2 separate regions of the Homo sapiens genome follow, and region 1 is linked to region 2. The links are chromatin contacts, found by Hi-C or POLR2A ChIA-PET in ENCODE. All regions are on one chromosome and are shown on one strand. The core of a region is the stretch at or near the end of the contact, and the rest is flanking DNA. Distances in the headings are between cores, read along the strand shown.

The links. A loop is a pair of places that touch in the nucleus more often than their neighbours do. ChIA-PET counts read pairs that join two places held with the same protein, here RNA polymerase II (POLR2A). Pooled maps may share reads with other maps.
Region 1: a map of Right ventricle myocardium inferior shows a loop between it and region 2 (5-fold over the local background). The contact joins two enhancer-like sites. A Hi-C loop is called at or near these places in 1 of 168 maps with a recorded cell type or tissue (Right ventricle myocardium inferior), 2 of 37 single-sample maps with no recorded cell type and 1 of 50 pooled maps. POLR2A ChIA-PET finds 5 or more read pairs at or near these places in 3 of 52 experiments (MCF 10A, OCI-LY7 and RWPE1).

Annotation. Positions count from the first base shown.
Region 1 is chr10:24,327,993-24,333,096 of GRCh38, reverse strand. All of the region lies in intron 2 of KIAA1217, which reads right to left. Among named protein-coding and RNA genes, the nearest start is that of MIR603, 55 kb to the right of the region's middle. Within about 2 kb of position 1,461, at least 11 of the 41 ENCODE cell types and tissues checked have a DNase peak (open chromatin) inside an H3K27ac peak, as active enhancers do.
Region 2 is chr10:24,381,401-24,386,773 of GRCh38, reverse strand. All of the region lies in intron 3 of KIAA1217, which reads right to left. Among named protein-coding and RNA genes, the nearest start is that of MIR603, 110 kb to the right of the region's middle. RefSeq lists enhancers at 3,040-3,199, 3,350-3,429, 2,527-3,726. Within about 2 kb of position 3,558, at least 21 of the 41 ENCODE cell types and tissues checked have a DNase peak (open chromatin) inside an H3K27ac peak, as active enhancers do.

The sequences.
Region 1 (5,104 bases), core at 212-2,711, 52 kb after region 2:
TGAGCCGAGATCACACCACCCCGCTCCAGCCTGGGTGACAGAGCAAGACTTAGTCTCAAAAAATAACACACACACACAAAACAGTACATACTCTGCCCTGCCCTTCTACCTTTCACGTGACCTTCTACTACATTATTTCTGACTGTGCCTCTAAATAATCATAATCATTTTAACCTCTGATCCTAAATTCCTCCTTCCCTCCTACCCCTGCCACCGACCTGGCCATTTTCTGTGTTTCCTGCCATCTTGCAGGTTATGGAACATTTTGAATGAGCACTGGATCTATTAATGATCACTTTAGAACATTTCTTAATATGACCCTCTTTACCCAGTCCACTATGACCATTTAATTCCTAATTAAACACACTTTACATGTGCTCCAATGAGGCAGCCCCTCCAAGAGCTGTACAGCAAAAAGTAATCATTTCTTTCTGGTCCCACAGGTGTGACTTATGGATACGCATTAGCAACTCTCCTAAAATCAATCTAGGTTACATCTTTCACTTTTCCTCCATCTACTCTGTCACCGAGAGAGGATGCATTAGTCTGACAGGAGTTGCTCTTTTTAAAACCACATTGCTAATACCTGCTACCTTACAGCTTACAAGCCATTTCCAAATTGATGTTGTGATGACACCTGCTACCCCAACCCATCCCAAATTTTCTTCCAGGTCATAAAAGCCTTCAGATTTGTCATTTCAAGGCCATTCTTCACCTCCTGTTACATACAAATGACATCTCGCACCTTTTCTAGTTCTATATTCTCTCTACGCTGGGTGTTCCATGAGGCAATCATTCTAAAGAAATATTTCAGTACCCCTGATAGGCAGGACATGGGTGTCTACAGATTTTAATCCAAAGTCTGCTATAACGGCCTTTTGTCAGCTCTTCTCCTCATTTCTCTTACTCTCCCAACTTCCAGTAAATATTACCAGACTCTTGAAACAAAGAAGTTTTGCTTTGCATGGAAAAGAAAACAGACAACCTGACTACTGATATCACGTGCCGTGACTCACACCTGTAATCCTAGCACTTTGGGAGGCCAAGGAATGTGGATCACCTGAGGTTAGGAGTGCAAGACCAGCCTGGCCAACATGGTGAAACCCCGTCTCTACTAAAAATGCAAAACATCAGCTGGGCATGGTGGCACGCGCCTGTAATCCCAGCTACTCAGGAGGCTGAGGCAGGAGAATTGCTTGAACCCGGGAGGCAGAGGTTACAGTGAGCTGAGATCGCGCCATTGCACTCCAGCCTGGGCAACAAGAGCAAAACTCCCTCTCCAAATAAATAAATAAAACCAACTCCCTCCTCTACCTAATAGAAACGACATTTCCCTGTCCTGTTCTTTCAGATGTATTTAAAGAATGTTTCCCTTGAGGTGTTTTGAAATTTGCTTCTCATTTCCTGCCTGAGCTTTCCTGGCTTGAAGCTGCTGTTTGTCCTTTCTCCTCCTTGGCCCTCTGCCATGCTCTTCGCTTCATTGCAGCATTCTTATTGGCCACCCAGCTATTCAAGCCACGCTTTGTTCATCCTGATGGGTTTTCTCCTACCTTCTCTACCTCATTGCTTCGTTAACTGGAATTTCATTAAGTCATAATTACTACTGCTAGATTCTTGTGACTTCGTCTATTTAATCTCTGCATTGATAGCTGCTTCCTCTTCAACACCTGAAATCTGCTTTCATACATTCAACTTCATTAATGCTGCTGCTTTTTAGCCTTCGAAGATTCTAAGGCATCCTAACATCTTTCATGACCAAATGCTTATCCAACTCCTGCCTTTGCAATATTTAATTTTGGAGAGGGCAATCAGTCTAGTTGATTCTTCTGCTTCCTTCTTTAAAATGTCCTCACTGGCCGGGCATGGTGGCTCATGCCTGTAATCTTAGTACTTAGGGAGGCTGAGGTGGGAGCACTGCTGGAGGCCAGGAGTTCAAGTCCAGCCTAGGCAACACAGGGAGACCCTGTCTCTACAAAAAATAAAAAATTAGCCAGGAGTGATGGTGCTTGCCTGTGGTCCCAGCTACCTGGGAGACCGAGGTGGGAGGATTACTTGGGTTCAGAAGTTCAAGGCTGCAGTGAGCTGTGATCATGCCAATGCACTCCAGCCTGGGCAACACAGTGAGACCCTGTCTCAAAAAATAAAAATAAAAAAATATATATAAGATAAAAATAAAATGTCCTGGCTGGGCACAGTGGCTCACACATATAATCCCAGTACTTTAGGAGGCCAAGGTGGGCAGATTGCTTGAGCCCAAGAGTTCAAGAACAGCCTGAGCAACATGGAAAAACCCATCTCTACAAAAAATTAAAAAATTAGCCTGGTGTGGTGGCATGCACCTGTAGTCCCAGCTACTTGGGGGCTGAGGTGGGAGGATTGCTTGAGCTTGGTAGGAGGAGGTTACAGTGAGCCATGATCACACCACTGTGCTGTAGCCTGGGTGACAGAGCTAGACCCTGTCTCAAAAATAAAAAATGCCCCTACTGTTTCTCTATGAATTTATTTGATTCTATAAGGCAGAAGAGGGCAGCAAGACCCCTGATACCTCCAAGGTCTATGGCTTAGTTAGATGTTCTGGAAGCCTATGTATGGATTCTCTGGAATGACAGATCTATATCAAAAGTGCTTGCAAAGGTTCCTTTTGCTCTAAAATTTTACTTCCAAAACTTACAAACTTTCTGTCTAATGATCTCCTTTTACGTCCTCTTAAATGGCAAACAAACAAACAAAAAATGTCCAAAGGGTAACATAGCCTTGCTTTTCAAGTTTCTACCTATTCTTTTTTTTTTTTTTTTTGAGATGGAGTTTCACTCTAGTTACCTAGGCTGGAGTGCAGTGGTGTGGGCTTGGCTTACTGCAACCTCTGCCTCCTGGGTTCAAGTGATTCTCCTGCCTCAGCCTTCTGAGTAGCTGGGATTACAGGTGCACGCCACCACGCCTGGCTAATTTTTGTATTTTTAGTAGAAACAGGATTTCACCATGTTGGCCAGGCTGGTCTCCAACTCCTGACCTCAGGTGATCAACCTGCCTCGGCCTCCCAAAGTGCTGGGATTACAGGTGTGAGCCACCACGCCCAGCCGTTTCTGCTTATTCTTAAGCAACCCACACTTTTGAATCCTTAGGTAAATTATGCATTAGACAAGTTAAGCAAGTTCTAAGTCAAGAATAGAGATTTTCTTGCCTCCATTTTCCATAATTTCCTATATTTTAGGCAACCCCATAAGACAGTGCTGGCTTTGTGTATATTCCTAGCCTCTTTCCATTATGATTTCTTTGCTAATGGCCACTTCTCCAAACCTGCTCAAGTTCCCAATGGCAGTCTACGAAGAACCAATGATAACTACTCCTTATTGAGTGCCGACACTAGAAGGCAGCCAGGCACTGTACTAAGTACATTACACGATCATATTTAAATGTGAGTAAACCTGGAAAGATGGGTATTTTCATTCCTATCTAACACATAGGAACATCTAGGTTCCGAGTAGTTAAATAACTTCTGATTTACTAAATGCAGGGCTATTCATGCTCAACTTCCCATTGACATACTCCAGGAGAGCGTACATTGCCCCTTTAGGTCTGTAAAGGGTGGATCATGCAATGAGTGATGCACTTATATTTGAAGACAATTTATTTTTCTCCTTTGGCTCTGAAGAAAGGGGAATTTATAATGATTTTACTCTAGAAAAGATTTTGTATTAATTAAGTATAAGCAAATAATTCTTATTTTCCACTGAGCAGCAAGTATATTGTATATATTTACACTATGTATAATATAGTATACATATTTATACTTCTGTTTAAAAAATATATTTATAAACTTATTTATATTTGTACTATTTATATACTATGTATATAAATAGCATATATTTATACTATTTATATACTAGGTACACTATTTATATACTATGTATATACACCATTTATGTACTATGTATAAATATAAACTATGTATATATTTATAGTATATATATACACTCCAGTATAATTATATACTAATTACATAGTATATATTTATACTATTTATATACTATATATTTATACTATTTATATACTATGTATATAGTATATGCTATGTGCTACTTATATACTATGTATATAAACAGCATATGTTTATACTATGCAATATACTACAAATGTGATATGGTATAAATCATAACAATGCTACTGGCGAACCCTATAAAGTTATGTCATCAGTTATGAAAATTGGGAAGACACATGCTGAAGGACAGTGATTCCATATCATGTGTTGCAAATTCACTTAATAAAACTGGGATTCCAGCAGAATGGTAGTAGGTATGGTGTTCAGCTCAGTGCATAGAATCAAACTAAGACAAGCTATAAACAGAAAAGTAAATGTATCTCAAAAAGTATGAGATAAAATTTATATTAATTACATTGTTTGTGAGGATATTTTGCGGTTATAAAAAGGAGAGGAGGAAAGAACCCAGTCCTGAAAATTTGAAAACAATATATCAATTGATCATTTATTCCTAGTAAATAAAAAATACATCATCAACTCTGTTAATAAAGTTGTTTTTAAACTGACTCACTTGTTCCATAGAGCCAATGTTTATGGTTTCTTTTGAAAAAAAAAAACATAAAAACTGATCGCCCCAGTCTTAAAACTTGAGATGGTTACATTTGACTTATCTGAGTTCTTTTCTCAGGAAACCATCAGGCCTCCCAGTTAGCATCAAGAAGCTGACACTCACCAGATCACTGCATCTAAACAATAAATTGTCAGACCCCTCACCCATGATGATGCCTCATTGACCCCCTGCTTCCTGTTGACCAACTCCCCTCCCTTACCTCTCCCTAATTCCTGTTTTCTCACACATAGTTACATTTCTTCCCTGCTACATAACCCCCTAATTTTAGTCAGACAGGGAGATGAATTTGAGACTGATCTCCCATCTCCTTGGCTGCAGCACCTGAATAAAGCTTTCTTCCCCGGCAATACTTGTTGTCTCAGTGATTGGCTTCCTGTTAGGTAAGCAGCAGGACCTAGACCAAACCCCTGGTGTTTCATAAGAGTTTCACTGCTGAGTAGTTCAGCCTGGGTCCCAATCAGGGAGTTACAAGGTCAGACACAGAGATGACATGA
Region 2 (5,373 bases), core at 2,309-4,808:
CCCCATTTCTAAAAAAAAATAAAAACAGAAAAATTAGCTGGGCATGGTGGTGTGCACTTGTAGTCCCAGCTACTCAGGAGGATGAGGTGGGAGGATTGCTTGAGTCAGGGACTTCAAGGCTGCAGTGAGCTATGTTTGTGCCACTGTACTCCAGCCTGGGCAACAGAGAAAGACCCTGTCTCTAAATAAATAAATAAATAAATAAATAAAATAGATTTATTTTTGAATATTCAAGAAATAACTGTTCACATTCAGACAGTCTCACATTAGTCTTACAGTTGTTGCCCCCTCTTTGTTTTCATCTTTAGAGACAGACAATTCATCAATTCCTTTGCCCTGATTTCCTACTCAGCCTTGCATGTACACAGGATGGAAGATTCTGGCAATTATGAGCCTTCTTTTCCTTAAATTCCCATAGGGAATGATAAGCATCAAAGTTAATCATGTTGGAATAAAAGAACAGCCACACAGATATTCAATAATTCGTCCCCCTGAGGAACTTCTCCCTCTAACCAGTCTAAAATCCTCCTATGCCACTTAAGATCATTTTTGCTTTTTCAGTCTGAGTGTTTCAGAGGCAGTTTGTTGCAGAAATGGGAACTCCTCTGGCTGCCGGGCTGGTCAGTGAGGTCTCTTTTCTAAAGCTATGCATTCAGAATATGGTCAACAAAGGAATCTGTCTGCATCAAGAAGTTGCTGCTGTTGTTCCTGTTTTCACATGAGTCTTATTTTCAAATTCCTGAGGGCTCACAGAAGAGTGGGAACATCTTGTGGCTACCCTTTCCCCGAAGGCCGACTACGCAGTGGCCAGACACCAACCCCCGCCCATGGTCACATTCCAGACAGGCATTTCTAAGACAGCACCATGATTAAAAGGAAACTACTCCATCATTAAGACTCCAGACCTAATATCAGCCCGACCATTTTTCATGGAAATTATTTCTGCAACCAAATTCTATTGGAAGGCGGTTTTCACTTTACTTTTTAGTCTTCCTTTCTCCTGGTCTTCTCTATTTTCACTGAAGAGAGAGTAAAGGAGAAGTGGCATAAATTCCACTGAAAAGAATTTCAGCTGGGCTCTGGATGAGAGGAAAGGGCAGGGAACCCATCACTCTGTGGAAGTACAGATTTAGACACGATAGGTTGTTGGAACCTGGCGTTGGGATAAGTCAGTGCTGCTGAACCCATCAATTTCTTTCTTTACCTTTCTTCTTTGTAAATTTCTAGGCTCTAAGCCTCAGAAAGGACTTGTGTGTTGCTGTCACTTGGCTCTGTCTGAATGTCAAAATGCTTCTCCCAAATGAGAAGTAGACACCTTGCATCCCAGGACAGCACCCGAGGGAGACCATTACACAGACACCAGTGATGTCTAAGACGGGTCCAAAACACAGCTACTGTTCCCCACACTTTCTCTTGCATGTCTTTTAACACCATTTGCGAAATGCACCATGCTCAGCCTTCCTGCATTTCTCCCAGCCCCCAAATACACTGAAGCAATAGAAATGAGGACTTATTCAAGTGGAGAAACTAAGAGGCAGGCAGGTTTATCTCCAGGCACAGGCAGACTGAAGTGAGGGAAGGCTTCCTCTCCTCTCAGGAGCCGGAGTGGTGTGAGGATTCCATCTTGTCCTGGCTCCACCCTCAAGTTGCCTAGCCCTCCCCTTTCTGTGCTGCCTGAGCTGGGGAAGGACTCCAGTGACAAACTGTGGCACCACGTGCCAGTGTACAGGCCGGGAACTGGGCTTTCCTCACTCTCCTTACTCCAGGCCCCGTGGCTGGGGGCTGGCAGTAACAGTGTCTGATGCTCCTGGGGTTACATGAGGGGCCAGCACTGGGGTGAGGTCAACAAGACGCATACCTCCAGTGCAAAATTTAAGGGTCTCCCAAAAGCTCAGTGATCATGATAAATAATGTCTTTGTGCAATACTTTTAAAAAGCAGGTGGGTGTGGTGGCTCACGCCAGTAATCCCAGCACTTTAGGAGGCCAAGGCAGGCGGATCACGAGGTCAGGAGATCGAGACCATCCTGGCTAACATGGTGAAACCTGGTCTCTACTAAAAATACTAAAAAATTAGCCAGGCATGGTGGCAGGCACCTGCGTCCCAGCTACTCAGGAGGCTGAGGCAGGAGAATGGCGTGAACCCGGGAGACAGAGATTGCGGTGAGCCGAGATCGTTCCACTGCACTCCAGCCTGGGCGACACTGAGCCAGCTGGGTTGATGTTGCCCTTGACAGCCTCTTTGTCCAAATCCATGGAATGTACAACAGCAAGAGTGAACCCCAGTGTAAACTATGGACTCTGGGTGATATCAATGTGTCGGTCTCATTTCATTGATCGTAACAAACGTACCACTCTAGTAGGGTATGCTGATCATGGGGGAGGCTGTTCATGCGTGGAGGCCAAGGGTGTATGGGAACTGTCTGTACTTTCTGCTCGATCTTGTTACAAACCTAAAAAATTGCTCCTAAAAAATAAAATGATAAAAAAAATTCATGATAAACCATCAAAATTTTAAATAAAGGCAAGATCAACAGGGCTTCATGAGAGAACTTAAAACTCTATGGATTGAGATAAAGTGACAACATACAGATGCCAAAAGACACCCAGGGCTTCCAGATGGCATCAACAGCGGGTTTCCAGGGGGGTTACAGCTCAAAGTATCCAGTCGGCATATCTGAGGCCCCATGGAGTTGCAGCTGTGCTTCTGGGCCACCCAGGTGCTGGTAGACACCCTGCTCATGGCCGGGGCTCTCTGGGGAGCACTGTTTATCCCAGGAACCCGTGCGTCTGTGTGTTAAATAAGGCCAGGCAGGCGGGGAGTTTCCCAAAGACTAAGCTGAGCAAGGCCCCTGGGAGGGAGACTGCATTTGCACTTGCTGTGAGTCACATTTTCCTTTTTATTTCCCGTCCAGGCTCAACTGGATTACGCCATAAGGGCCAGGTGCGGCTGGGGGGACATTCCCCAATCGGCCACAAAGAGGCGGTCAAGGGCAACATCAACCCAGCTGGCCCAGTGCCAGCCTCATTTTCTGGAACCAGAGCTTCCCTTGGCTTTGGCAAGAAACTTCTCATTTCTCTCCTCTCCTCTTACTGTGTTCCTTTGTTTCTATCCAGGAGTAGTGAAAAATGGCAGGCCAAAAAGCCCCTCACAGGGAGGGCAGAATAAACAGGTCAGATGCATTTTTCAGCCTGCTGTGACAGCACACCGGCACTCTACAGCAAAGGATGCTGAGTAAAATGGAGCAATTTGCAGAAGCGTGGCCACCCCGTGCGAAAACACCCGCCACCCTCAGCCATTCCTTGGGCAAGCCGGCCCCAGCTCCTGCAGCCTCTCTGCCCCAAGGCTTGGTTCCTGAACCCAGCAAGTCTCAACCTGCACTGCCAACCGTTCTTGGCTGCAGAGGAAATTCCTTCCTTTAAGACAAAAGATCCATTATCCGACAGAGTCAAAGTTCCCCCAGGTATGGGGGAAGGCGGACAGGCATTTATTCTTATCTTCGTTTTGGTTTGCAGAGCTGAGGTTATCTTTACAGAGACCTGAGCTCATTTCCTCCAAGCACAAAGGAGAAATCCCATTCCTTGCCTGGCTCCTAAGTGTGAGTGGAGTTAAGAAAGCACAAGTTTCAGGCCAGACATGCTGGCTCATGCCTATAATCCCAGCATTTTGTGAGGTTAAGGTGGGAGGATTACTTGAGTCCAGGAATTCCAGACCAGCCTGGGCAACATAGTGAGACCCCATCTCTACAAAAAATAAAAAATTAGCCAGGCGCCTGGGTGCGTGCCTGTAGTCCCATCTACTCTGAAGGCTGAGATGGGAGGATCCCTTGAACGTGGGAAGTCGAGGCTGTAGTGAATCATGATCATGCCATTGCACTCCAGCCTGGGTGACAGAGCAAAACTCTGTCTCAAGAAAAAAAAAAAAAAAAAAGAAAAGAAAAACCACAAATTTCTTGAATCCACACAGAAAGCCCCAGCCTGGTGACGGTGTGGAAGCCTGTGTCATCTTGACACTGTCTTGGCCCATGATGCTCCTTGGGTGTGTCCCTCCCCTGTGTGTCCTTGTCCCTTCATTTGTAAGATCATGTTAATGGGAACTGGAGCCCTGGACTTCCCACTGCTGCCACTTAATTAAGTGTGTGAGCTCAAACAAGCAAACACACACATAAACAAAAAGCACATTTTCTGTGGTCTTCTCTCATTTATACAATGAGGATCCTAGATTACTAACCTAAGATCAAATTTTAATTTGATCTTAATTTGATCAAAATTTAATTTGACACAAAATTTAATGTTAAATATTAATATTGATAATACAAATAATAACAAAGTTGTAGGGTTTTTTTTTAGGACAGCTAGGACAATGTCTGAATTCAGTCTGCTTGGGTCATTATCTGCAGCAAAGGAACTAAAATCAGGGTACCTTCTCTCACATCAATCTTTTTCTTTCTTCTCCCAGCAAGGCATTTGCTCAGTTTTACATGGCAGAGTTCAGCTGTCTTTTGCACGTGCTAGACTCTGAAGGCTTTTGCATGTTGACTCTTTTCCTGTCCCCTCTTATCCCCAAGCCCATCTGTTTGCAAACACAAGTACCCAAATCAGAACCTTAACATGGCAATGAAGCATAAGAAACATCTGCCCCCTTGACAGAGAGGTCTAAATCCTCACGACTTGTCCATTTTGTTAAAGCGCCAAAAAAAGCAATTAAAAAAGCAAAGCAAGATAGAAAGTAAACTTCCAATACAAAAAAAAAAAAAAGGAAATGATACGTGGTAAAATCATAAAAAGAATCCTTCTGCCTTTCAGAAAAGCTGTGCCCTACACACACCAAGCCCCTCTATCCTTTCACGTGGTAGTGGGAACAGCCTCGTGTTTATGGTTCTTATGAACAGTCATGCAGATGTTAGCCACATTGTCCCTTTTTGTCATCTCCTCCACTGGACTACCAGACAGGTGCAGCAGGGCTGGTGGAAACCCACACCACTGGGTACAAATGCCAACTGTCCTGGCCTCTGGGACTGGAGAGGAGGGTTGCAAGGTGAGAAGAGGATCATTCTACGGTCAGTTCCTCACAATTTCCTATAGAGCACTGGTCCCTAATTTTTTTTGGCACCAGGGACTGGTTTCATGAAAGACAGTTTTTCCATGGATGGCAGATGGTTTCGGAATGAAACTGCTCCATCTCGGATCATCAGGCATTAGTTAGATTCTCATAAGGAGCATGCAACCTAGATCCCTCACTCATGCAGTTCATAATAGGGTTCAGCTCCTATGAGAAGCGGATGCCACAGCTGATCTGACAGGAGGCGGAGCTCAGGCGGTAATGCTTGCTCATCCTCTGCTCACCTCTTGCTGTGTGGTCTGTTTCCTAACAG